Linked DNA regions of Homo sapiens: region 1 is linked to region 2. Evidence: read pairs that join two places in POLR2A ChIA-PET (ENCODE). Cell type or tissue: PC-9. All regions are shown on one strand. Links, peaks and the distances in the headings refer to the core of each region. The heading gives the core; the rest is flanking DNA.

Region 1 (11,340 bases), core at 2,573-7,572, 500 kb before region 2:
GAAAAAGAAAGAAAGAGAGAGAGAAAGAGGGAAGAAAGGCAGACAGGAAGGAAGGAGACAGAAAGGAAGAGTGAAAGAAGGAAAGGAAGGAAGGAAGGAGAGAGAAAGAAAGGAAGAGAGAAAGAAAGAGAAAGGAAGGAAGGAAGGAAGGGAGGAAGGAAGGAAAGAGGCCTGGCATGGTGGCTTACGCTTTTAATCGCAGCACTTTGGGAGGCCAAGGCAGGTGGATCACTTGAAGTCAGGAATTTGAGACCAGTCTGGTCAACATGGTGAAACCTCATCTCAACTAAGAATACAAAAATTAGCCCGGCATGGTGGCGGTCACCTGTAATCCCAGCTGCTTGGGAGGCTGAGGCAGGAGAATCACTTGAACCCGGGAGGCAGAGGTTGCAGTGAGCTGAGATAGTGCCACTGTGCTCCAGCCTGGGCGACAAAGGAAGACTCCATCTCAAAAAGAAAGAGAAAGAGAAGGAAGGAAGGAAGGAAGGAAGATAGTAAGAAAGAAAAAAAAAGAAGGAAAGAAGAGATAAAGGAAAGAAAGAAAGAGAAAGAGAGAAAAAGGGAAAGAAGGAAAGAGGAAAGAAGAAAGGAAGGAAAGAAAAGAAGAAGGGAAGAAGAAGAAGAAAAAGTGAAAGGAAGGAAGGAAGGAAGGAAGCAAAAGCAAAAATAACAAGCAGCAGAGAGGAAGGGGTTAATCAGAAGCACCCAAGCAGCCACACTCCCTCCTCTGAGTTTGTCCTCTGCCAATTGGCAGAGACGCCAAGGAACAAAACTTTGCCTTTACTGCAACTGGCCAACAGCAAACACTCAAAACCATCATCCAAAATGCTGGACGACATAGTTTTGCCTCTTCTCAGTTTTAGGGTTGTTTTTTTTTTTTCTCAGCCTGTGCCATTTCAGACCTTTGTCGGTTACCACAAATTCATCTAGAGGGTGGTGGTCAACCCAACGAGGAGGTCTTTCTGCCTGTTTCTTTGCCAGAAATAGAAACACATTCATGCTAGTGTAGGAAATAAGAGAATATGCTGGGTGCAGTAGCTCACTCCTGTAATGCCAGCGTTTTGGGAGGCTGAGGTGGGAGGATCACTTGAATCCAGGAGTTTGAGACCAGCCTAGACAACAGAGTGAGGCCCCTGTCTATACAACAATTTTTTTTAATTAGCTGAGCATGGTGGTGCTACTCCGGAGGCTGAGATGGGAGGATCACTTGAGCACAGGAGTTGAAGACTGCAGTAAGCCATAATTGTGCCACTGGGCTTCCTTCCAATGAAGAGTTAGGGAAATTCAAGTCTGTCTTATAGCTGACTCCAGGGGACATATCCCAGATTTCCCGACTGGCTTACACTCTATAAGAGTACAAATACGGCGTGGTGTGGTGGCTCACACCCGTAATCCCAGCACTTTGGGAGGCCAAGGTGGGAGAATTACTTGAGCCCAGGAGTTCAAGACCAGCCTGGGCAACAAAGTGAGAGCCCCTGCCTCAGTGAAAAGTAAAAATATTAGCTGGGCGTGGTGGCTCACACCTGTAGTCCCAGCTACTCGGGAGGCTGAGGCAGGAGGATTTGTTGAGCCAGGAGGTCATGGCTGCAGTGAGCTGTGATCATGCCACTGCACTCCAGTCTGGGCAACAGAGCAAGACCCTGTCTCCAAAAACAGTGCAAATAACAACTGGGGCATGTTCCAGAATAGAGGGGTGGCCCATTGGGCCATTCTGTTGAAGTTGACTTGGAGGAAGTGAGTTGTCATGGAAACTGTCATAAAAATCAGAGCAGCTTCTCCTTCCTTCTCCCTCTGGGGTCCTCTCTGCACATCAACTCCTCTTGTAGACTCTTCCTTCGGCCCCTCTGGAACTTCAGCTTGCCTTGAGCCACAGTTGGCATCAGGAGCCCATATTTCTGTGACCAGGTGCCATCTTACTGACTTTTTCTTTGGGTCCTAATTCCAAAGTACAGGGAGACAGAAATCAAATGGCCTACTTGGTCCCATATCTGGTCCAATTAGTAAAGCCAGATCTCTCACAGGGGTGGCGGGGGAGGTGGTTTATAAAGCATGATGATAAGGTGGATGATTTTGGTTGCTCCAGTTCCATGAAAATATGTTATGCTTACACATCAGATCCATGTGGCAGGATGGTGAGAGCTTTGCTCTTGGAGCAGACCTGAGATCCTTCTAGGCTAGAGGTCGTCACCTCAGGATAGTTCTCCACGCCCCCCATCCCCCCACAGGGGACACTAGACAGTGTGTCTGGAAGCATTTTTGGTTGTCATGACTGAGCAGGGTGGTGCTCCTGGTGTCTTTACTGAGTGGAGTCCAGGGATGCTGTTTAACACCCTACAGTGCAAAGGATTGTCCTACTTTAGAGAATGATCCAGCCCCAGATGTTGATAGTGCAGAGAGTAAGAAACCTTGCCTTAGCCTGAGAGACCCTATCCATTCATCCATCCATCAATCCCTCCCTCCCTCCCTCCATCATCTCTATCATCCATCCATCCATCCATCCATCCATCCATCCATCCATTCATCAATTCGACCTTTCATCCATCCATTGTCTCTATCTTCCATCCATCTATCCATCATCTCAATCCTCCATCCTTCCATCCATTCTCTCTAAATTCCATCTATCCTTCCATCCATCATCTCTATCTTCCTTTTATCCATCATCTCTATCTTCCATCTATCCATCCATCCATCCATCCATCCATCCACCCATCATCTCGATCTTCCTTCCATCCATCATCTCTATCATCCATCCATCTATTCATCTATCTATCCATCATCTTGACCTTTCATCCATCCGTCCATCATCTCTATCTTCCATCCATCTATCCATCATCTCGATCTTCCATCCTTCCGTCCATTCTCTCTAAATCCATCTATCCATCCATCCATCATCTCCATCTTCCATCCATCTATCCATCATCTCTATATTCCATCCATCCATCCACCCATCATGTCTATCTTCCATCCATCCATCCATCCACCCATTGTTTCTATCTTCTTTCCATCCATCATCTCTATCATCCATCCACCCATCATCTCTATCTTCCATCCATCTATCCATCCGTCTATCCGCCCATCATTTCTATCTTCCTCCCATCCATCATCTCTATTTTCCATCCATCCATCCATCCATCCATCCATCCATCCATCCATCCATCATCTCTATCTTCCATTCATCTATCCATCATCTCGATCTTCCATCCTTCCACCCATTCTCTCTAAAGTCCATCTATCCTTCCATCCATCATCTGTCTTCCTTTTATCCATCATCTCTATCTTCCATCCATCCATCCATCCACTCTATTCTTCCTTGCATCCATCATCTCTATCTTCCATCCATCCATCATCTCTAGCATCCATCCATCCATCCATCATCTCTATCTTCCTTCCATCCATCATCTCTATAGCCATCCATCCATCCACCCACCTATCATCTCTATCATCCATCCATCCATCCATCCATCCATCCACACATCATCTCTATCTTCCCTGCATCCATCATCTCTATCTTCCATCCATCCATCCATTCATCCACCCATCCGTCATATCTATCTATCTATGTCTATCTCTATATATCTATATATTTCTCTATGTCCCATCGATAAATATGTATAGTCTCAATCTATCTCTATCACTTCTAGTAATCTATCATTGTATCTCTCTACCATCTGTCTATACCTATCTAACTCTATATCTATCCCACATCTACAAATACATCATTTTAATCTATCCACCTATTTAAATGATCTATTTATCTATCATCTCTATTTCTATCCATCTAGTCATTTATAATCAATCAATAAATCTCTATATCTATCTCTCTATTTCTCATCTATATCGATCCTGTCTATCATTAATATCTCTCTCTCTCTTTTTTGGGGGGGGACAGGGTCTCACTCTCTTGACCCAGACTGGAGTGCACTGAAGCGATCACAGCTCGCCGCAGTCTTGACTTCTTGGGCTCAAGCGATCCTCCCATCTCAGCCCCCTCTGAGTAGCTGAGACTACAGGTGCATGCCACCACACCCAGTTATTTATTTCTTCTTTTTTTTCTTTGAGACAGAGTCTCACTCTGTTGCTTAGCCTGGAATGCAGTGGTGCAATCTCAGCTCACTGCAACCTCCGCCTCCTAGGTTCAAATGATTCTCATGTCTCAGCCTCTCAAGTAGCTGGGATTACAGGCGTGCACCACCATGCCTGGCTAATTTTTGTATCTTTAGTAGAGACAGGGTTTTGCCATATTGGCCAGGCTGGTCTCGAACTCCTGGCCTCAAATAATCTGCCACCTTGGCCTCCCAAAGTGCTAGGATTACAGGAATGAGCCACCACATCCAGCCTTATTTATTTATTTATTTATTTATTTATTTAGTAGAGATGGGGTCTCACTATGTTGCCCAGGCTGCTCTCAAACTCCTGGGCTCAAGCGATCCTCCCACCTTGGCCTCCCAAAGTGCTGGGATTACAGGCGTGAGCCACCGTACCTGGCCTATAATCTATCTCTGTATATACAGTTGGCTCTTGAACAAACTGGGAGTTAGGGGAACCAGCTGTCTCCCAACGTACCTCAAAATTGATGTATAACTTTTGACTCCCCTAAAACTTAAATACTAATAGCCTACTGTTGACCAGAAGCCTTACCAGTAACATAAATGGTCGACGAACATGTATTTCATATGTTCTATGTATTACAGACTGTATTCCTACAACAAAACAAGGTAGAGAAAAGAAAATGATAGTAAGAAAATCATAAAGGGGGGCTGGGCATGGTGGCTCATGCTTTTAATTCCAGCTACTTGGGAGGCTGAGTACGAGAATTGCTTGAACCTGGGAGGCGGAGGTTGCAGTGAGCCTAGATCACGCCATTGCACTTGAGCCTGGGTGACAGAGCAAGACTCTGCCTCAAAAAAATAGAAAATAATAAGGAAGAAAAATACATGTACTATTCATGAAGTGGAAGTGGATATCACAAAGGTCTTCATCCTTGTCATCTTCACATTGAGTAGGCAGAGGAAGAGGAGGAAGAGGGGAGGAGGAGAAGGGGACTTGGTCTTGCTGTCTCAGAGACAGCACAGGCGGAAGAAAATCCACATATAAGTGGACTCATGCAGTTCAAACCTGTGTTCTTCAAGGGTCAACTATATGTCTATCTGCCTATTTATATCTATTTATCTATCATCTGTCTATTTATCTTTATGTTTATCTATCTCTGTATCTATTGCTCTATCTCTTATTTATCTCTCCATATAATCTGTCTATCTATAATCTATATGCCTATCTATACATCTGCCTGTCTATCATGCTACCAGCATCTAGTGGGTGGAGGCTTGGGTGGAGACTGCTACACATCCTACAATAGGGGTCCCCATCCCCCAGTACCGGTACTGCTCCGTGGCCTGTTAGGAACCAGGCTGCACAGCAGGAGGTGAGCAGTGGGCGAACAAGTGAAGCTTCATCTGTATCTACAGCCACTTCTTGCTGCTCCTCATCACTCCCATTACCACCCGAGCTCCCCCTCTTGTCAGGTCAGCAGCATCATTAGATTCTCATAAGAGCACAAACCTTGTTGGGAACTGCGCATATGAGGGATCTAGGTTGCTTGAACCTTATGAGAATCTAATGCCTGATGACCTGTCACTGTCTCCCATCACCCCCAGATGGGACTGTCTACTTTCAGGAAAACAAGCTCAGGGCTCCCACTGATTCTACATGATGGGGAGTTGTAGAATTATTTCGTTATATATTGCAATGTAATAATAATAGAAATAAAGTGTGCAAGTGTGATGCACTTGATCATCCCAAAACCATCACCCCTACCCTGGTCCGCGGGAAAAAAATTGTCTTCCAAGAAACCGGTCCCTGGTGCCAAAAAGACTGGGGACTGCTGCCCTACAACACACAGGACGGTCCCCACCCTAAAAAATGATCTGACCCCAAACATCAACCATGCGAGCCCAAGAAACGCTGCACTCAGCATGCCCTGTGCCCTCTGGGAGCCTCACTTCCTCCTCCGCATGGAGGGGCTGGTTGGGAGAGCATCCATCCTCCAAGGCTACTGGAAGGACCAATGAGATCATACTCGCCAGAATAAGAGTTCAGAAAAAGAGGAACTAGTGCATTTTCTTCTTAGCCCTCAACAGTTTTGCTTTTGGCAGATGAGGAAACTGAGGCAAAGAGAAGGTACATTCCTCACCAAGGTCTCCCAGCTAGGCTCAAACGCAAGCCTGATGACCATGCACAGCCCTGTTTTGCAATTCAGGCTAGGCGGGTCCTCTGGGAGTGCCAAGTGAGGTGCCCGCTCTGAGGTTCGCATTGCTTAGGGGATGTCTTCAGGGATGAAGATAGGCTCTCAACCTAGCGGTTCACCCATGACCAGGGGCACATCTCCTAGGCTCTGTCTGATACCATATCATAGAATTTTGCAGGCCAGGTGCAGTGGCTCACGCCTAATCCCAACACTTTGGGAGGCTGAGGCAGGCAGATCACCTGAGATCAGGAGTTGAACAGCAGCCTGGCCAACATAGTGAAACCCCATCTCTACTAAAAATACAAAAATTAGCCGGGCGTGGTGGTGCACACCTGTAGTCCCAGCTACATGGGAGGCTGAGGCAGGAGAATCGCTTGAAGCCAGGAGGCAGAGATTGCAGTGAGCTGAGATGGCGCCACTGAACTCCAACCTAGGCAACAGAGTGAGACTCTGTCTCAAAAAAAAAAAAAGAATTTTGGAAAGAGTACAGTGTTGGGTATGACATTATTACCAATATGGTAACTACAAGCCACAAAAACTATGGAACACTTGAAAGGTGCTTCACACAACTCAGAAACTGAATTTAAAACTTTGAAAGATGGTTCATGCAACCAAGAAACCGCATTTTGAATTTTATTAATTTTTAACCAGTTTAACTTTATTTGTATTTATTTGTTCATGTATTTATGTATTTATTTTAGAGACAGGGCCTCACTCTTTTGCCCAGTCTGGAGTGCAGTGATGTAATCACAGCTCACTGCAGCCTCAACCTCCTGGGCTCAAGTGATCCTCCCACCTCAGCCTCTAGAGTAGCAGGGACTACAGGTGTGTGCCCCTATGCCCAGCTAATTTTTAAATTTTTTTGTAGAGATGGGGTCTCCCTTTGTTGCCTAGGCTGGTCTTGAGCTCTGGCCTCGAGCAGTCCTCCTGCCTCAGCCTCCCAAAGTGCAGGGATTACAGGTGTGAGCCACCACGCCCAGCCCAATTATCCTAATTTAAAGACAAGCCTTGGTGGGCCAGGGTGGAGTGGGGTAGGTGCAGTTGGTTTCTGCATTATTTTCCTTGAGTTACCACTTCCCTCCCTATAGTGTCTGTCTCAGACCCCTTCGAGGTTGAGGAGCGGGCCATTTATGGTTCTGTAGGTGTGCATGCAGAGGAAAAGATTGGCACTTTGGGAGACCGAGGCAGGTGGATCACGAGGTCAGGAGTTGGAGACCAGCTTGACTAACATGGTGAAACCCCGTCTCTACTAAAAATGCAAAAATTAGCCAGGCGTGGTGGCGCCTGTAGTCCCAGCTACTCAGGAGACTGAGGCAGGAGAATCGCTTGAACCCGCGAGGCGGAGGTTGCAGTGAGCCGAGATTGCACCACTGCACTCCAACCTGGGCGACAGAGTGAAACTCTGTCTCAAAAAAAAAAAAAAAAAAAAAAAAAAAATCGGAAAAGGTCTTCCTTGGTGGGTATTGCCCTAACCGTGCTTGGTACCTTGTGGGCGCTGTCCAAATGCTGATCCCAGGTGATGTGCTGGACACCGCGCGGGTGGCTGTATCCCTCCCTCTCTTGGATTCTGCATCCTCCAAATGCAGAAGACATGAGATGTGCCTCAAAGCCCCACTGGTCCTCCCTTCAGACACGGTCTCTCGGAGGCGGAGCTGAAGGATGTTTTGTCCCTGGACGACGAGGTCCTGCAGGATGTGTACCGAGATTGGACCCCGCCCAGCAAGGAGCTGCTGCGCTTCCCGCCCCTGCTGTGGGTGCGGCTTCGTCGGGATCTGGGATACTACTTGGCCCGGCGGCCCGTGGATGGCTTCACCCTCCTGGCCATTGCCCACAGGTAGGTCCAGGCAGCAGTGGCAGCGACACTGTCTGGGTGGGACCCCAAGAATGAGGACTCACTGGCCGGGGGTCTTCTCAGTATCAGATCCTTCACTTACCATTCCCAGGGAATCAAGTCCAGTTAGAACTCTGACACAATTCACTTATTTTTAAAATTGAGTTGAGGCTGGAAGCAGTGGCTCATGCCTATAATCCCAGCACTTTGTGGGGCCAGGGCAGGAGGATTGCTGGAGGCCAGGAGTTGGAGATCAGCCTGGGCAACGTAGCGAGGCCCCATCTCTACAAAAAAAATAAGAAAATTAGCTAGGTGTGTTAGCACTTTGGGAGGCTGAGGTGGCGGATCACCTGAGGTCAGGAGTTTGAGACCAGTCTGACCAACATGGTGAAACCCTGTCTCTATTAAAAATACAAAAATTAGCCAGACGCGGTGGCACGTGCCTGTAATCCCAGCTGCTCGGGAGGCTGAGGCTGGAGAATCACTTGAACCTGGGAGGCAGAGGTGGCAGTGAGCCAAGATCGCACCACTGTACTCCAGCCTGGCAACAGAGCGAGACTCCATTTCAAAAAAAAGAAAATTAGCTGGGTGTGATGGTACACACTTGTGGTCCCAGCTACTTGGGAGGCTGAGGTGGGAGGATCACTTGAGCCCAGGAGTTTGAGGCCACACTGAGCCGTGACTGTACCACTGCACTCCAGTCTGGGTGACAGAGTGAGATCCTGTTTCAAACTAAACTAAACTAGACTAAACTAAACTAAACTAAACTAAACTAGGTGAAGTTCATGAAACATAAAATTCACCATTTTATTTTATTTTATTTTATTTTATTTTATTTTATTTTATTTTATGTATTTTGAGACAGGGTCTCGCCCAGGCTGCAGTACAGTGGTTGTCATCATGGCTCACTGCAGCCTCAAACTCCTGGACTCAAGCAACCCTCCCACCTCAGCCTCCGGAGTAGCTGGAACTACAGGCATGCACCACCATGCCTGGCTAATTTTTAAATTTTTTTGTGGAGATGGGGTCTCACCACATTGCCCAGGCTGGTCTCGAGCTCCTGGGCTCAAGAGACACACCCACATCGGCCTCCCAAAGTGCTGGGATTACAGGTGTGAGCTACCATGCCTGGCCAATTCACCACATTTTATTTTATTTATTTAATTTTATTTTATTATTTTTTGAGACAGAGTCTTGCTCTGTTGCCCAGGCTAGAGTGCAGCGGCACAATCTTGGCTCACTGCAACCTCTGCCTCCCAGGTTTCAGCGATTCTCCTGCCTTAGCTTCCTGAGTAGCTAGGTTTACAAGCATGAGCCACCACACCCAGCTAATTTTTGTATTTTTAGTAGAGACGGGTTTCACCATGTTGGCCACGCTGGTCTCAAACTCCTGACCTCAGGTGATCTGCCCGCCTTGGCCTCCCAAAGTGCTGGGGTTACAGGCGTGAGCCACTGTGCCCAGTCAGAATTTTAAAGTTGACAATTGAGTGGTATTTTAGTACACTCATAATGTTGCACCCCTCACCTCTGTCTAGTTCCAGAACGTTTTCATCTCCCCAAAAGGAGACCCTGTCCCCATCAGCCGTCACTCCTCATTCCCCTTCCCTAACCCCTGGCAGCCACTCATCTGCTTCCTGTCTCTGTGGATTTGCCTGTTCTGGGCATTTCAGATCAACGAAATCTCACACTATGTGGCCTTTTGTGTCTGGCTTCTTTCACTCAGCATTATGTTCTCAGGGCTCATCCACATTGTAGCAGGGATCAGTGCTTCCTTCCTTTTCATGGCTACATAATATTTCATTGTATGGATGGACCAGGTTTTGTTTATCTTCGTCTATGGATGGACACTTGCATTGTTTCCACGTTTTTGCTGTTGTGAACATGCATGTGTAAGGTTTTGTTTGAACACCTGTTCCCTTTCTTTCTCTTTCTTTCTTTCTTTCCTTCTTTCTCTTTTTTTCCTTTTTTCTTTTTGGAGTCTCTCTCTGTTGCCCAGGCTGGAGTGCAGTGGCACCACCTCAGCTCACTGCAACCTCCACCTGGGAGGAGTGATTCTCCTGCCTCAGCCTCCCAAGAGCACACCACCACGCCCAGCTAATTTTTGTATTCTTTTTTTTAGTACAGACAGGGTTTCACCACGTTGGCCAGGCTGGTCTTGAACTCCTGACCTCAGGTGATGCACCCGCCTCAGCCTCCCAAAGTGCTGGGATCACAGGCATGAGCCACTGCACCCAGCCTGAACACCTGTTTCTTAATTCTCGGTATATACCCAGGAGTGGATTTGCTGGGTCAGGTGGTAAGTTATTTTATGTGTAAATTTTGGAGGAGCTCAAATGTTCCTCTTTGAAATGTATGTAAGGAAAGTAAATTGATGTAAGGAAAAAAAAAACACGGACCAATTTAGAGATAGATGTGATGTATCAAATAGCACAGGTGGTCAACAGAGTGGTTTAGGATGGCTTGGGATTTGGGAACTGCCTCCAGGAAGACAAGCAGCCACCTTTGAGCTTGATGGGTCACCCAGGTCTATCAGTCTGTATACCCTCTCTGTAGACAGCTGGTCGAGGTGGTCCGTGAGCGCTACCTGTCAGGATCCGAGAGAGCCAAGAGGCATGGCGTCCTGGCCGACTTCTTCTCAGGGACCTGGAGCCAGGGTACCAAGAAGCTCATCACTCTGCCACTTGTGGGGAAACCACTGAACTTGGACCGAAAGGTGAGGTACCTGGGACCCCCATTCCCCACCTGCAACCTCCACCCTGCCTGGCATTGCTCACCTCCTTCCTTCCCCTTTTTGCACTCGAAATGTCCTCCCGACCTACTTCTCCTTTCCGCACAGAGGGCAAGATGTCCCTTCTACTGTCCCCCCCACTCCTTTTTTTTTTTTTTTTTGAGACAGAGTCTTACTCTGTCGCCCAGGCTGGAGTGCAATGGCGTGATCTCAGCTCACTGCAACCTCTGCCTCCCAGGTTCAAGCCATTTTCCTGCCTCAGCCTCCCAAGTAGCTGGGATTACAGGCACCCGCCACCATGCCTGGCTAATTTTTGTATTTTTAGTAGAGACGGGGTTTCACCACGTTGGCCATACTGGTCTCGAACTCCTGCCTGGGCAACAGAGAGAAACTCTGTCTCAAAAACAAACAAACAAACAAAGTACAGAGTTATTGTGGACTCTTCTCCCTGATGTTAAAATCTTATATAACTGTTGTATAATGATTGCAACTAGGAAATTACACTTTTAATTCTTTGGTTATAGCTTGATGTTTCTT
Region 2 (11,076 bases), core at 6,077-11,076:
CCACCTCCAACTCACCCCATCCCCCAGTACCGGGGCTGGGGCCCGCCCGACCAGCATTTATTAAGCACCCTTTGTATGCGAGGCCCGGGCTGGCGAGCCTCTGGCTCTGGGCAGGTTAACCTTTAACCGGCTGGACAAGCCCTTCCAGGAGTGACCTTTCACCTCGGAGTCTTGCAGCCCCAGCCACCCAGACTGTGGTCCCACCCCGCCCTGAGCCCAGAGCTGGACACCAGAGCATGCAGCTGGGCCTCTGAGAGCTCTGGCCAGGACAGTGCCTTCTGCGCACCCCCTCCTCTGCCTCCCAGAGCCCTGATGAGACTTGAAGAATTGCCCTCCCTGGAGTAGGGGGAAAGATTCTTAGAGATCTTACAACACTTAAAAAGAAACTGAGGTTCTGGGAGAGCCAGGCACACCCAGCCCTGGGCCTCTCAACCTGCTCCAGGGACGTTCTGGCTGCCTGGGAGGTGGAGGAGGAGGCGTTAGTAAACACGAAAAGCAGGAAGGACTAGGATTAGACATGAGCAAGGACTTCCCGAGGTCTAGAGTCGGGTTCTGCCCACAGCCTGATGTAATCCCTGCTGGGAGAGAGGAAGGCGTGGGTGGGCAGAGACGACCCTTTGGTTCTGAGGCTGCATGGGAATGTGACTGGTAATTTGGGATGAGGGCAGGGATCCTAGGCCCCTTGCCTGGACCTGCTAGGATCTTTGGTGGGGAGCATTGGGGTGGAGGTCTCAGAAGGGATTGAAAAGAGATTTAGATGAGAGACAGGCGCTGTGGCTCACGCCTGTAATCCCAACACTTTGGGAGGCCAAGTCAGGAGGATCTCTTGAGACCAGGAGTTCAAGACCAGCCGGGGCAATAAAGTGAGACCCGTCTTGAGCCCAGGTGTTCAAGGCTGCAGTGGGTTATAATCACGTCACGTCACTCCACTCCAGCGTGAGCAAGACCCTGTCTCAAAAAAAAAAAAAAAAAGAAGAGGGAGAGAAGACTCAAGGAATCTTGAGGGGATTGTGAAGGGGAGGGAGCAAAGAACTAGGTTTGGGGGAGACAAGTCTTGCGAGGCAGCTGAGAGCTGGGTGGGAGATGGGGGAAGAAAGACCATCGCAGATCCCAGAAACTCCAGTAGTTCCAGTCCCAAAGGCTGCCCCACCCCCTTCCAGTAGCCTGGCCACCCCTGTGCCCCCTGGGGCCCGCCTGGGGGTGGATCAAGGCTCTACCCCGCCTCCCTGACCCCTGCCCGCGGCCCTGCAGTAACATTTGACCTTGCGGCGGCCGCAAACCAGGGACAAAGGGGCCTAGGCCCATCTGCTGAGGGGGCACCCGTGGGAATGGCCAGATCCTGCTGGGGCAGCCTGGGAACCTGTCTCCGTCCTCCCACATGTGACCTTGGCTCCCTTTGCCCCTCCACAGGCAACCTGGTGGGACCAGGAACTCAGGTCTTAGACTCTGGGGCTCGGCAGGGTACAGGGAAGAAATTCAGCTTCTCTGCCCCACCCCAACACGAGCAAGGTGGTCTGCCTCCATTTCCCTGCTTTCTTCAAAGTTGGCCCAAGTCCAGGGACAGCGTGTGGGTCGGAAGGTGACTAGCCCCAGCCCTCGCTGGAGGGGACTGTGCTCGCCACCATACTTCTTGTTCTGTTTCTGGGGTCAGGTTGACTGGATTCAAGTCCAGGCCGCTGACTGGCGCTGACCTCAGGCTGACGTGGTCCTGCCCTGGGAGAGGCGGTGAACACACCTGCACAGGTGAGGCCTGGAGCACCTGCCCCCAAGGCTGGGAATGAAAGTCTTTCTAATCCCTGTCTCGGGTTTCAGCTGCCACCCTGAAGGGGGACAGCTGGCCACTAATCCAAGCTTGGCTGGGTCGTTCCAAGCTCCCCTTTCCCAGACTCAGCCAGTCCTGGTGTGGAGGGGCAGGGAGATGTGACTTATGCAAATGACATGCTAATTCATTGCCTGCTATTAACCTGACACGTCCCACAGCTCCTGGGCCCCCAGGAGAAAGCTGGAACTGGCCACCATTGGCATTCATTCTGAGTTTCTCTTGAAGTACAACGCCCCCTGAGTCCCAGACTATTACCTTTGCTATGCCTGTCCCCCACCCAGAAACCCTTTACCTTATTTTATTTATTTATTTTTGAGACAGACTCTCCTATTTTGCCTAGGCTGGTCTTAAACCCCTGGGCTCAAGCAGTCCTCCTCCCTCGGCCTCCTGAGATACTGGGATTACAGGCAAGCTCGACCACATGGAGTCCAGAAACCCTTGACCTTAGCTTTGAGTTAGTAGCAACTCGTCATCCACACCCTGAATCTGAACCATTCCAGCTTCAGTCTCCCTCCTTTTTGTTTTGTTTTGTGTTTTATTTATTTATTTAGAGACAGAGTTTTGCTCTTATTGCCCGGGCACGATCTTGTTGTTGGCGCGATCTCGGTTCACTGCAACCCCCGCCTCTCAGGTTCAAGCAATTATCCTGCCTCAGTCTCCCGAGTAGCCGGGATTACAGGCATGTGCCACAACACCCAGCCAATTTTTGTATTTTTAGTAGAGACGGGGGTTTCACCATGTTGGCCAAGCTGGTCTCAAGCTCCTGACCTCAGGTGATCCTCCCCGCCTCAGCCTCCCAAAGTGCTGGGATTACAGGCATGAGTCACCACGCCTGGCCTGTTTTTTTTTTTGAGACAAGGTCTTACTCTGTGACCCAGACTGGAGTGCAGTGGCGTGATCTCAGCTCACTGCAACCTCCACTTCCCAAGCTCAAGTTACCCTCCCACTTTAGCCTCCTAAATATCTTTATAGGCACATGCCACCACGCCTGGCTAATTTTTGTATTTTTTTGTAGAAATGGGGTTTTGCCATGTTGCCCAGGCTGGTCTTGAACTCCTGGGCTCAAGTGATCTACCCACCTTGGCCTCCCAAAATGCTGGGATTACAGATGTGCACCACTGAGCCCGGCCCCCTTCAGGAAAATCTGCCAGCCAAACCCAGCATCTCCCTGGGAAGGGGCTGCCAGGAGAAGCTCTGTCCAGTCCCCATGAATCCCTCCCTGGGCTTCGGGAGACAGGCCAGTTGGAACTTCAGCTGTGGCTATGCAACCTCACGGACCCCCGAAATGCGTCAGTCCCAGGGACCTGGTCCCATAGCCCAGGTTGCTTCTGGCCTGACCCCACTGATATGAAGTTCACATTCCACTTGGTGCCAGGCCAAAGACACCTGAGTCTTTCTTCATTGCCTGGCCACACCCCATCAGGCCCTGGACACCCATGTGCACCAGCTTCCCTCACGCCAAATGTGCCCCAACATGCCAAATCATGCAACATGACATGATGTCACTCCAGGACAGTTTATGACATGCCACAGCTGTCTGGCATGTCCAGACATGGCTGGGTAAGGGGCCTACAGAAAGGTGTCCCCAAGCTGGGGAGGCGGGAGGGGAGGCCTGGGCTTCCCCAGGGCCCTTGCAGTGGCTTCGAGCACCGCCACCTCCTCGGCCTGCTGAGCCTCCATGAGTGCCATCTGCTGCTCCAACTTCCGGCGTTGCTCTTCCTGCTTCCGGTGGGCTCCTCGGAAGGCCAGGACCAGGGCGCTGGAAGGGGTGGGTGGCTGGGTCAGGAAACAGCCCCCGAGTCCACCCAAGGCAAGGGCCGTGTACTCCCACTCCCAGAATGGGGGCTCTTTCACATTGGGTCTCCAAGGGTCCCAGCTAGCTGGTCTTTTGTTGTTGTTGTTGTTGTTGTTTGAGACAGAATTTCGCGCTTGTCACCCAGGCTGGAGTGCAATGGTAAGATCTCCCCTCACTACAACCTCTGCCTCGAGGGTTCAAGTGATTCTCCTGCCTTAGCCTCCCAAGTAGCTGGGATTACAGGCGCCCACCACCACGCCCAGCTAATTTTTTTGTATTTTTTAATAGAGACAGGGTTTGACCATGTTGCCCAGACTGGTCTTGAACTCCTGACCTCAGGTGATCCGCCTGCCTCAGCCTCCCAAAGTGCTGGGATTACAGGCGTGAGCCACCATGCCCAGCCTGTTTTTTCTTGTTGTTGTTTTTTGAGATGGGGTTTCGCTCTTGTTGCCCAGGCTGGAGTGCAATGGCACAATCTCGGCTCACTGCAACCTCTGCCTCCCGGGTTCAAGCGATTCTCCTGCCTCAGCCTACCGAGTAGCTGGGATCACAGGCATGCGCCACCACGCCTGGCTAATTTTGTATTTTTAGTAGAGATGGGGTTTCTCCATGTTGGTCAGGCTGGTCTCGAACTCCCGACCTCAGGTGATCTGCCCACCTTGGCCTCCCAAAGTGCTGGGATTTCAGGCGTGAGCCACTGCGCCTGGCCCAGCCTGTTGTTTTTTTTTTTTTTTTTTTAGACAGAGTCTTGCTCTGTCACCCAAGCTGGAGTGCAGTGGTGTGATCTCTGCTCACCACAACCTCCACCTCCTGGGTTTAAGCAATTCTCCTGTCTCTCAAGTAGCTGGAATTACAGGCACGTGCAAAGACGCCTAGCTAATTTTTGTATTTTTAGTAGAGATGGGGTTTCACCACGTTGGCCAGGCTGGTCTCAAACTCCTGACCTCAAGTGATCTGCTGGCCTCAGCCTCCCAACATGCTGGGATTACAGGTGTGAGCCACCACACCTGACCGTTACTGCCTATCTTGGGGCAGTGGGGAATGCTAAGGCCCAGAGACAGCCAGGGATACTTCTGATATCCTGGTGGGGGATGGTGCCAGGGGGATTGGGGGGATGCAGAACAGTCCTACCTGTGGGCTTTGCATAAATCCCTGTTCAGCTCGGCACTCTGAGACCGTCTGGCTCGCCCCTTCTGAGCCACCTGTTCCAGCTCCCTGCGCAGAGACTGCAGCTGCTCCTGCAGGTCCAGTGTCCTGTTGCGAAGGAGAAGAGAGGGGGCTCACAGCCCCAGCCGATCCTGTTTCCCAGGTCTCCTCCTACCCACCTGCCCACAGTATTGTCATGTAAACACACCTGTACACCGGGGTACACCTTAGCTTCTACTGCAGACGACACCCCCGGGGGCTCTCACATAGGCTGCCTGCCCACCCCCCGCACAGCCCAGGACCCAGGCACACACCTGGTGAGCGATGCTGCCAGTTCCTGGGCTAACTTCTCTGGGTCCCAGGCTCTGCCCACCTGGCCACCATCAATGCCACTGGTGCCACCAGGGACAGCAGGAAGGCCCTAAGGGAGGCAGAAGACAAGAAAGTGACATTAACCTAGGCCAAGTCCGTGCTTGGCCCACACTGGACATTGGAGCTGCCCAGACAGTGGCAGCTGCTGTGCTCTCAGAGACCCACATCTGGTTCGATATACCAATAAGAGCAAAATTATACTCTGATAAGGGAAATATCCTATTTAATTAAAAAAAATTTTTTTTGAGACAGAGTCTCACTCTGCCACCCAGGCTGGAGTACAGTGGCACGATCTTGGCTGACAGCAACCTCCGCCTCCCAGGTTCAAGCGATTCTCCTGCCTCAGCCTCCCAAGTAGTTGGGATTACAGACACATGCCACCAGACCCGGCTACTTTTCGTATTTTTAGTAGAGACGGAGTTTCACCATGTTGGCCAGGCTGGTCTCGAACCTCATCTCTAAAAATAAAATTTAGGGGCCAGGTGTGGTAGCTCATGCCTGTAATCCCAGCACTTTGGGAGGCCAAGACGGGTGGATCACTTGAGGTCAGGCGTTCAAGACCAGCCTGGTCAACATGGTGAAACCCTGTCTCTACTAAAAATATAAAAATTAGTCTGGCATGGTGGCAGACCCCTGTAATTCCAGCTACTTGGGAGGCTAAGGCAGGAGAATCGCTTGAACTTGGGAGGCGGAGGTTGCAGTGAGCCAAGATCATGCCACTGCACTCCAGCCTGGGCAACAGAGTAAGATACGGTCTCAAAAAAAAAAATTAGCCAGGCATGGTGGCGGGCACCTGGAGTCCCAACTAACTGGGCGGCTGAGGCAGGAGAATCACTTGAAGCTGGGAGGCAGAGGTTGGAGTAAGCTGGGATCGCAGCACTGCACTCTAGCCTGAGCAACACAGTGAGACTCTGTCTCAAAAAAAAAAACAACAAAAAAACAAAAACAAAAACTAGAGATCCACTGGAAGTCCTTCCTCCTGTCTAATCCTTGTTTGAAATAATAATAATTTTTTTTTTGAGAAGAGTCTCGCTCTGTCGCCCAGGCTAGAGTGCACTGGCGTGATCTCAGCTCACTGCCAGCTCTGCCTCCCGGGTTCACGCCATTCTCCTGCCTCAGCCTCCCGAGTAGCTGGGACTACAGGCGCCCGCCACCATCCCCAGCTAATTTTTTGTATTTTTAGTAGAGACAGGGTTTCACCGTGTTAGCGAGGATGGTCTCGATCTCCTGACCTCGTGATCCGCCCAACTCGGCCTCCCAAAGTGCTAAGATTACAGGCTGGGATTACAGGCATGAGCCATCGTGCCCGGACAGTAATAATTTTTTTTTCTTTTTTTTTTTTTGAGACGGAGTCTCGTCGCCCAGGCTGGAGTGCAGTGGCGCAATCTCGGCTCACTGCAACCTCCACCCCTCCAGGTTTAAGCAATTCTCTGTCTCAGCCTCTGGAGTAGCTGGGATTACAGGCACGTGCCACCATGCCCAGCTAATTTTTTTGTATTTTTAGTAGAGACAGGGTTTCACCATGTTGGCCAGGCTGGTCTTGAACTCCTGACCTCATGATCCACCCGCCTCGGCCTCCCAAAGTGCTGGGATTACAGGTGTGAGCCACCGTGCCTGGCCAATAATAATTTTTTAAAAATTAGGCTGGACGTGGTGGCTCACGTCTGTAATCCCAGCACTTTGGGAGGCCGAGACGGGCGGATCAGCCTGAGGTCAGGAGTTTGAGAGCAGCCTGGCCAACATGGTGAAACCCTGTCACTACTAAAAATACAAAAATTAGCTGGGTGTGGTGGTGCACGCCTGTAATTCCAGCTACTCGGGAAGCCAAAGCAGGAGAATCGCTTGAACCTGGGACGCAGAGATTGCAGTGAGCCAAGATCGCACCACTGCACTCCAGCCTGGGTGACAGAGCAAGATCCGTTTCCCAAAAAAAAAAAAAAAGAAAAAAAAAATTAAAGGCCAGGCGCTGTGGCTCATGGCTGTAATCCCAGTACTTTGGGAGGCTGAGGTGGGCAGATCACCTGAGGTCAGGAGTTCTACACCAGCCTGGCCAACATGGTGAAACCCCATCTCTACTAAAAAATACAAAAATTGGCCAGGCACGGTGGCTCACGCCTGTAATCCCAGCACTTTGGGAGGCTGAGGCAGGTGGATCACAAGGTCAGGAGATCGAGACCATCTTGGCTAACACAATGAAACCCCGTCTCTACTAAAAAAATACAAAAAAAATTAGCCGGGTGTGGTGGCGGGCGCCTGTAGTCCCAGCTACTCGGCAGGCGGAGGCAGGAGAATGGCGTGAACCCGGGAGGCGGAGCTTGCAGTGAGCCGAGATTGCACCACTGCACTCCAGCCTGGGCTACAGAGCGACACTCTGCCTCAAAAAAAATAAAAAATAATAATAAATAAGCCGGGTGCAGTGGCTCAAGCCTGTAATCCCAACACTTTGGGAGGCTGAGGCGGGCGCATCACCTGAGGTTCAGAGTTCGAGACCAGCCTTAGTAACATGGGGAAACCTCATCTACACTAAAAATACAAAAATTAGCCGGGCGTGGTGGCGCGTGCCTGTAGTCCCAGCTACTCAGGAGGCTGAGGCAGGAGAATCACTTGAACCCAGGAGGTGGAGGTTGTGGTAAGCCAAGATCGGGCCATTGCACTCCAGCCTGGGCAACAAGAGCAAAACTCTGTCTCAAAAAAAAAAAAAAGAGATGAGGTCTCGCTGTGTGGCCCAGGCTGGAGTGAAATGACATAATCGTGGCTCGCTGAAGCCTCCAACTCCGGGTTCAAGTGATCCTCCCACCTCAGCCACCCGAGTAGCTGGGACCACTGTGATAAGGGAAATAAATAACAGGAAACCGCATCTGAAGTCACTCCAGGAGGGCTTCCTTGAGGAGGTGATGTCTAAGCTGAGATCTACAGGAGGTCGAGGACTTTATGACACAAAGAGGGAAGTGACCGGTGTTCCTGGCAGGGACACAGAATATACAAAGGCTTGGAGGTAGGAGAGATGATTTAAAGAGCTGCATTAAGGACAGGTGCGGCGACTCATGCCTGTAATCTCAGCACTTTGGGAGGTGGAGGCAGGCGAAACATTTGAGGCCAGGAGTTCGAGAGCAGCCTGGCTAACATGGTGAACTGCAACTCTACAAAACTGCATCTCTACAAAACATACAAAAAATAGCTAGATGTGGTGGTGCGTGTCTGTAATCCCAGCTACTCAGGAGGCTGAGACAGGAGAATCTCTTGAACCTGGGAGGCGGAGGTTGTGGTGAGCCGAGATTGCAACATTGCATTCCAGCCTGGGCAACAAGAGCCAAACTCCGTCTCAAAAAAAACAAAAAAAAAAAGGCTGTGATTGACAAGGGCTATGTTCTCATTAGTAAGCTACTCCCCTACCAGGTTCAGGCAGGGCAGCTCACCTGATACCACTCTTCCTCGTCCCCGCTGCTGCCACCTCCGCTGCTATGTCCGCCACTGCTGTTTGCCCCACCAGCCTGGAGCTCTGCCCGTTCCCACCGCAGCTGCTCCAGCAGGAGCACGTGAGCTGGACCCAGGGCTCGGAGGGCAGCCTCCCGCAGCTCTAGGCCCCGCTTCTCACGCCGCACCAGCTGCAGCCGAAGCATCAGGTCCGCCAGGGCCTCCTGTGGGACCAAGGAGAGGGGAGAGAATTTATGCTTCTACGGTCAACTGCAGGGAAACTGAGGCCCCAAGAGGCACCCACTGAGGACTATTCAGACAAAAACTGTGACTTTTGGCCAGGCGCAGTGGCTCATGCCTGTAATCCCAGCACTTTGGGAGGCCAAAGTGGGTGGATTACCTGAGGTCAGGAGTTCGAGACGAGCCTGGCCAACATGGTGAAAACCCGTCTCCATTAAAAATACAAAAATTAGCCAGGTGTGGTGGTGCACACCCGTAATCCCAGCTACTTGGGAGGCTGAGGCAGGAGAATCACTTGAACCCGGCAGTGGGGCAGAGGCTGCAGTGAGCCAAGATAGCGCCACAGCACTCCAGCCTGGGTGAGAGCAAGACTCCGTCTCAAAAAACAAACAAACAAACAAACAAACTAGGACCTTCACCATTCACCATGTTCTTGTGAGGTGGAAATATCTTCCTCCCATAAAAGCTACAGCTGTAGAAATGGCATTTCCTAGAGGGGCAAGTAGCTTACATAGGTCAAGTATTAGTTCTGTCAAAGCTTCTGGAGTTTCTCTAACTCCAGAACCTCAAGTTTTTCATGCCAAGCTACAAACCCAAGATTGTGTTCTTTGCTCCCATCTCTTCCCATAGGAAGGGCATTTTGGAGAGCCAGATTTGTAGTCTAATGAGAAACTGAACCCCAGAAAACAAACTCCTATTAATCCCTCAAAACCCCAGCTCCAATTCTCCCTTCACAATGCCTGCACTCAGCCCAGCAGAATTCTCCTTTGCTCCTTGGTCCCCCGACCTCAGTAAAGGATTTTGTCCCACCAAGAAAGACTGACACAGTGGCCACAGCCCATTTGTACCCTTGCGGCCACCAGGTCCTGCTGAATTTGTGTCTTCTCCAGTCGGGGAAGAGCTGGGCCAGCCTGGGTCCCCAGAATGGCCTGCACCATGGCTTCTGCACGGGGCACAGTGGGCATGGGTGCCAAGGTGGGGCCAGGCTCTGAGAGAATCTTCATTAGAGAACGGCGCTCCTGGAGACGCTGGACATAGCTTCGGAGCTGGAAAGCCACTTCCTGTGGGGTGGGCTTATCCACACTGCTGCCTTCAGGGCTATAGAAAACAGAAAAGGTGCCTATGTCAACACTGGCAGGCATAGGTGGGTTAAGTTCATGCCAATCCTGGTAGGGTCCATCACCTTCCATCTCACTGGCCACGATGGAATCTATGCCATCTTTGGTGGTCCCTGTCACACCAACATACCCCACTAGGCACCACCTTCCATCAAGACCACATGGTGGCCAGGTGCGGTGATGCATGCCTGTAACCCCAGCACTTTGGGAGGCTGAGGTGGGAGGATTGCTTGAAGCCAGAAGTTTGAGACCAGCATAGGCAACAGAGTGAGAATCCGTCTTTTTTTTTTTTTTTTTTGAGACGCAGTCTTGCTCTGTCGCCCAGGCTGGAGTGCAGTGGCATAACCTCGGCTCACTGCAAGCTCCACCTCTCGGGTTCACGCCATTCTCCTGTCTCAGCCTCCCAAGAAGGTAGGACTACAGGCGCTTGCCACCACGCCCGGCTAATTTTTTTTTTTTTTTTTGGATTTTTAGTAGAGACGAGGTTTCACCGTGTTAGCCAGGATGGTCTCGATCTCCTGACCTTGTGATCTGCCCACCTCGGCCTCCCAAAGTGCTGGGATTACAGGCGTGAGCCACCGCGCCTGGCCGAGAATCCGTCTTCATAAAAAATTAGCTGCGGCCGGGCGCAGTGCCTAACGCCTGTAATCCCAGCACTTTGGGAGGCCGAGGCAAGTGGATCACCTGAGGTCAGGAGTTCGAGACCAGCCTGACCAATATGGAGAAACCCCGTCTCTACTAAAAATTCAAAATTAGCCGGGTGTGGTAGTGGGAGCCTGTAATCCCAGCTACTCGGGAGGCTGAGGCAGGAGAATCCCTTGAACCCGGGAGGCAGAGGTTGCAGTGAGCCGAGATCGGACCATTGGACTCTAGCCTGGGCGACAAAAGTGAAACTCTGTCTCAAAAAAAAAAAAAAAAAAAAAAAAGACAGGGTCTCACTCTGTCACCCAGGCTGGAGTGCAGTGGTGCAATCTCAGCTCACTGCAGCCTCCACCTCCCAGACTCAAGGCATCCTCCCACCTCAGCCTCCCAAGTAGCTGGTACTACGCGGGCACACCACCATGCCCAGCTAATTTGTTTGTAGTTTTGGTAGAGAAGGACTTTCGCCATGTTACAAGGGCTGGTCTTGAACTACTGAGCTCAAACGATCTGCCTGCCTCGGCCTCCCA

The links. Peaks named below come from ENCODE experiments on the same cell type or tissue, not always from the same donor. Only the 100,000 strongest peaks of a DNase experiment are listed, where the experiment ranks them.
Region 1: POLR2A ChIA-PET joins it to region 2 with 10 read pairs; 2 of 35 experiments call an interaction of 5 or more read pairs at or near these places.

What each region holds. Positions count from the first base shown.
Region 1 is chr19:16,751,351-16,762,690 of GRCh38, forward strand. It overlaps NWD1 (NACHT and WD repeat domain containing 1), which reads left to right. Exons shown (of 19, transcript NM_001007525.5): 7 at 7,875-8,078; 8 at 10,629-10,788. Among named protein-coding and RNA genes, the nearest start is that of NWD1, 37 kb to the left of the region's middle. In PC-9, for the core only: no CTCF peak of the experiment used is centred there; no DNase peak of the experiment used is centred there.
Region 2 is chr19:17,246,834-17,257,909 of GRCh38, forward strand. It overlaps USHBP1 (USH1 protein network component harmonin binding protein 1), which reads right to left. Exons shown (of 13, transcript NM_031941.4): 9 at 9,638-9,887; 10 at 8,552-8,773; 11 at 5,078-5,184; 12 at 4,749-4,871; 13 at 2,338-3,581. The coding sequence ends at 3,392. Among named protein-coding and RNA genes, the nearest start is that of NR2F6, 6.5 kb to the left of the region's middle. RefSeq lists enhancers at 1-19, 969-1,918, 1,919-2,867. In PC-9, for the core only: no CTCF peak of the experiment used is centred there; a DNase peak (open chromatin) is centred at 8,518; H3K27ac peaks cover 1,335 bases.